Linked DNA regions of Homo sapiens: region 2 is linked to region 1. A link is an interaction called in ENCODE POLR2A ChIA-PET data of the cell type or tissue named here. Cell type or tissue: A673. All regions are shown on one strand.

Evidence for each region. ChIA-PET counts read pairs that join two places held together with the same protein. Peaks named below come from ENCODE experiments on the same cell type or tissue, not always from the same donor. Only the 100,000 strongest peaks of a DNase experiment are listed, where the experiment ranks them.
Region 2: POLR2A ChIA-PET joins it to region 1 with 6 read pairs; 4 of 35 experiments call an interaction of 5 or more read pairs at or near these places.

Annotation. Positions count from the first base shown.
Region 1 is chr11:74,576,743-74,579,242 of GRCh38, reverse strand. LOC105369386 (a long non-coding RNA gene) reads right to left here. Exons shown (of 3, transcript XR_950302.3): 2 at 1,657-1,805; 3 at 863-1,122. Among named protein-coding and RNA genes, the nearest start is that of POLD3, 15 kb to the left of the region's middle. In A673, no CTCF peak of the experiment used is centred here; a DNase peak (open chromatin) is centred at 1,042.
Region 2 is chr11:74,523,665-74,526,164 of GRCh38, reverse strand. No RefSeq gene overlaps it. Among named protein-coding and RNA genes, the nearest start is that of LIPT2, 31 kb to the right of the region's middle. In A673, no CTCF peak of the experiment used is centred here; no DNase peak of the experiment used is centred here.

The DNA.
Region 1 (2,500 bases):
CTTTTCTTTTCTTTTTTTTTTTTTTTTTTTGAGACAGATTCTCGCTCTGTCGCCAGGCTGGAGTGCAGTGGTGCGATCTCGGCTCACTGCAACCTCTGCCTCCTGGGTTCAAGCGATTCTCCTGCCTAAGCCTCCCGATTAGCTGGGGCTACAGGTGCCCACAACCACACCCAGCTAATTTTTATATTTTTAATAGAGACGGAGTTTCACCATGTGGGCCAAGATGGTTTCGATCTCTTGACCTCATGATCCACCTGCCTCGGCCTCCCAAAGTGCTGGGATTACAGGTGTGAGCCACTGCACCTGGCCAGGATGATGTTTCTGAAACACAGATCTGATGATGTTACTCCCTGCTTAAAACCCTTTGGTGGTTCTCTGTTGATTTTAGAATAAAGTCTCTCTCTCTCTCTCTCCTTCCTTCCTTCCTTCCTTCCTTCATTCATTCCTTCCTTCATTCCTTCCCTCCCTCCCTCCCTCCCTCCCTGCCTCCCTCCCTCCTTCCCTCCTTCCTTCCTTAATGGAGTCTCACTCTGTCACCCAGGCTGGACTGCAGTGGCACGATCTCAACTCACTGCAACCTCCACCTCCCAGGTTCAAGGGAGTCTCCTCCCTCAGCCTTCTGAGTAGCTGGGACTATAGGTGCATGACACCATGCCTGGCTAATTTTTTTTGTATTTTTAGTAGAGATAGGGTTTCATCGTGTGGGTCAGGCTGGTCTCAAACTCCTGACCTCAAATGATCTGCCCACTTCAGCCTCCCAAAGTGCTGGGATTACAGGTGTGAGCCACCGTGTCCGGCAAGTCTCAGTTTCTTAGTAGAGAAGACGGGAGCGTTCAAGGCTCTTCAGGGTCTGGTCCTTCTTCCACCTTCCTCTTCAGCAATGTCAAACTGCAGTAGCGCCAGCATCATCCAACAGCACACACCTGCTATCACAGCCACATGTCTTCGCTTCCTGCTTCTGCTGCAGCCTGAAATACTGCCCTTGACTCTGCTCCATTCCTTTATGTCTGGAAGCTTGAGAGCCTCCTTCCTGGCATTTGTCTCATGGCCTCCTGCTGATTAAACACAGTCCAGATGGTGCTGCTGCTTCTCATCTGGCTGGGCAAGATTCTGTTTCAGCTCCTGATTTCCATGAAATATGCAATCCCATCAGGCATTTGGGGATTTGGGCAGTGTACTAAGGATGTGAGGAGTGTGGGGGAAGGGGTACACTGCACAGTTCCCACAATTTACACCTAAGATTTCCCACCTGAGGTCTCTCCTCTCCAAAATTCCCTTGTTTCAGCCAGCTTCCCAGCCCAGGGTATTTTAGTCTTCCCCCTTCTCCTTGTTAGGAACACATGTGTGCATGCATATATGTGTGTGTGTGTGTGTGTGTGCATGCATGCATGTGTGTGCATGCGTGTGTGTGTGCATGCATGTGTTGCGTGTGTGCATGCATGTGTGTGTGAATGTGTGTGCATGCATGTGTATGTGTGCGTGCGTGTGTGTGTGTGTATATGTGTGTGTAAACCTCCCTTGTCTCATGCAACACAATCCCACCCTTTCTCTACCCAAGTTCCAAGAGGCTATAGGGTAGTTTTTCATAGATTATCCTAATTTCTTCTCAGGATACTTTGGCACCTGTTGCTAAAAAAATTAAAGAGGCATCCATACCTTACACATCTCTCTCACTGAGTTTGCTGTGAGCTCCTGAAGGCCAGGCCCATGTCTAATTCATCACTGGTCCCTGTTCCAGCTGGAGCCTGGCACAGACATGGCCAGGACATAAATGAGCCACCGGACTGTGGTGTGGCTAGAAGAGGCTGGGAAGTATGGGATAGCAGGTCAGTAAGGAATGCCTTCATTTTTCATCCTGGAGAGTTGGGTTTCTGATGAGCTGCCCCCACCCCCCATTGTTCTCAGAGCTGATTCATACCCAGAAATATATCCTCTGCCTCTGTCGATACATCTTGGCCTTTGAGAACCCCATTAGGCCAGACAAAGGGAACGTCCATCTGCTGGGCACTTTCTTTCTTTTTTTTTTTTTTTTTGATACAGAGTCTCGCTCTTTAGCCCAGGCTGGAGTGAAGCGGCGTGATCTCAGCTCACTGCAACCTCCGCCGCCTGGGTTCAAGCAATTCTCCTGCCTCAGGCCCCCGAGTAGTTGGGATTATAAGTGTGCACCACCACCACGCCCAGCTAATTTTTTGTATTTTTAGTAGAGACAGGGTTTTGCCATGTTGGCCAGGCTGGTCTCGAACTCCTGACCTCAGGTGATCCACCTGCCTCGGCCTCCCAAAATGCTAGGATTACAGGTATGAGCCACCGCGTCCGGTCTGCTGGGCACTTTCACGAGGTATTTCCTCCTCCAGGAAGCTGGTCTCCCTCTGTGACCATCCCCGGGAACCACATTTCTCACAGATCACCTGTCCAACAGCAGGTGCCAAGTCTACTCCCATCCTTACTGCCCCTCGCTGAGCACAGGCCCGGCCATCTTTCAGCCTCCCCACTGGTCTTT
Region 2 (2,500 bases), 53 kb after region 1:
TAGATGGAATAGCCTATTGTTCCTAGGGTGCAAACCTGTACAGCATGTTACTGTACTGAATACTGCAGGTAATTTTACCACAATGTAAGAATTTATTTATCTAAGCACATCTACACATAGAAAAGGTACAATTAAAATATGGTAGGTTTTATAATATTTTAGGAGTATCATCACATATGTGGTCTGTCAGTAACAGAAACATTACGCAGTACATGACTATATTTCAAGGAAAAGTTATAGAGGACAACCATCAGGATCTCTTACAGAACGTGACTACTTGTCAATAATAAAATGAATGTGAATCTAGGGTAATTCATTTGGGCTAGGCAAAAAGGTTAAAGGGGAAAGCAAACATACATGGCTACACATGTAGGTACCACTAGCTGGTCATGACCTAGGCAAGGAGGTGAGTCTTTGCCTTTTCTAAATTTCAATTTTTTCATCTGTAAAATTGACATTATTGAATGTTAGTGCATTATGCTCTTTGGAATTTTTGTTGTTGTTCTTTAAAAAAGCAAACACATAGAAATAAGAAATGCAGTGGTGTGGGGCTTCAGATCACAGCCCATTTAGGTCTCCTTGTCTTGACTTCAGTGGCTTCTAGAGCCACTGTGTTTAATCATATGACTCTGAGGAAGACAACTCAAAGCTTTGGATGTATGTACCAATCAGCCTAAAGTTAATTAACCTATACTTATACTTAATGTATGTTACATGTTGACATATTATTCTGATGTTTAATGGATCTGGATTATTTTTATGATTTTATAACAAATTGAAACTTTCAATGATACAAAAAAAGAAAATAAAATAAAGACTTCTAGTCCAGGGCATTAAAAAACAAAACAAAACAAAACAAAACAAAACAATGCATTCTAGCTGATAAGCTAACAAAGGAGATAAAATGGAATCATAAAAAAATTTAATTACACCGAAAGAAGAGTGAGGATTCTCAGGCTCACTTTCCACATACAAAAAAGCTGACTGTGGTGTTTTTTAGAAAAAAAAAAATCTTGTCTTTACTGACGAATATGACATTCCCTGGAAGACAAACATAACTATGGTAAATTTTGATTTCAATGTCCATTTTCCCCCTTCTTGCTACAATGTATGAACATATACTAAAATAATCTCAGGAAGTACCCTGTTCCAAGAAACTTAATCTGGCCACAAGTCTCATGCTGATGTTTTGCTACAGCTTTCGAGACATAGAATGTTAAAGATTGGTAGGACTTCACCAAGCACCCAATCCACACATCCCCCTACTGCATTTTCCAGAGCGTAGGACTCAGTGAGGCAAAATGACTTGTTCAAATCAGACACCGTATTTGCAGGACAGGGGTTGGAAGCCAGATCTCTTGGCTCCATTCATTTCATTCAATTTAATAAACACCCAAGTGAGCCCCTGGGGATCTGGCTAAGGAAAAGGAGTGGTGGGGGTTTTCAGGGAAGAGGCTCTGGATGTGGGTGACTTCACTGGGTGGGGACTCATTTGATTGTTCCCAGACCTCTGATAATTTGCCTTCATCCTTCACCCCCTGAAAAGGGTGTGTCCTGGGTAAATTGACCCTGTATCAGGCAAAGCTAGATTAAATTCCTGCAATCCACGAGGCCAAGCAAAAGGTATGAATGAACACGCAGGAGGAGAGCTTAATTCCGGTAAGGGTCTTAAAAGGCAGGCAATATTTTCACAGGTGAAGCTGGCAGGGCATGAGTAACGTGTGTGCAATGGTCACAGCAAAGGCAGTTTGCGTGTTTGAGAGTTAGGTTTGAATCTCAGTTCAGTTATCTGACAAACTCCCTTCACCTCTCTAAACTTGTTTCTTGAGCTACAAAATTGGGATAAACTATCTCTGTGTAGACTTACTGGGAGGATTAAATGAAAGAAAGTAGGAAATGTGTCTAGTGTTAATGGTGACTATTCTAATTTTTTTTTTAAGAGATGGTCTTGCTGTGTCACCCAGGCTGAGTGCAGTAGGATGATCATAGTTCACTGAAGCCTCGAATTCCTGGGTTCAAGCAATTCTTCCTCCTTGGCCTCCTGAGTGGCTAGGACAACAAACATGTGACAAAATGCTTAGCTAATTAAAAAAAAATTTTTTTTTTTTTTTTTTGTAGAGACAGGGTCTCATTATGTTGCCCAGGCTTGTCTTGAACTCCTGTGCTCAAGTGAGCCTCCTGCACTGGCCTCCCAAAGTGCTGGGATTACAGGCAGGAACCACCTCACCTGGCCTGGAATTATTATTGTTGTATCCCAGCATTTACCCATTTGATATTCACAACAACCCTGAGAAGTAAAGTATTATTAGCATGACTGTTTTACAGATTAGTAAACTGGAGCTTGGAGAGATTAAGAACTTTACCCAAGTTGTTTAGTGAACCCTGCTAAGGTATCAACCACATGGCTGCAGCAGAGGGTGTATGTTGGGGGGCAGTGGAAAGTGGTAAAGTACACGTCAGCTGTGCCTAACCCTGGAAGATGCAGTTACCTCCTAGAGGC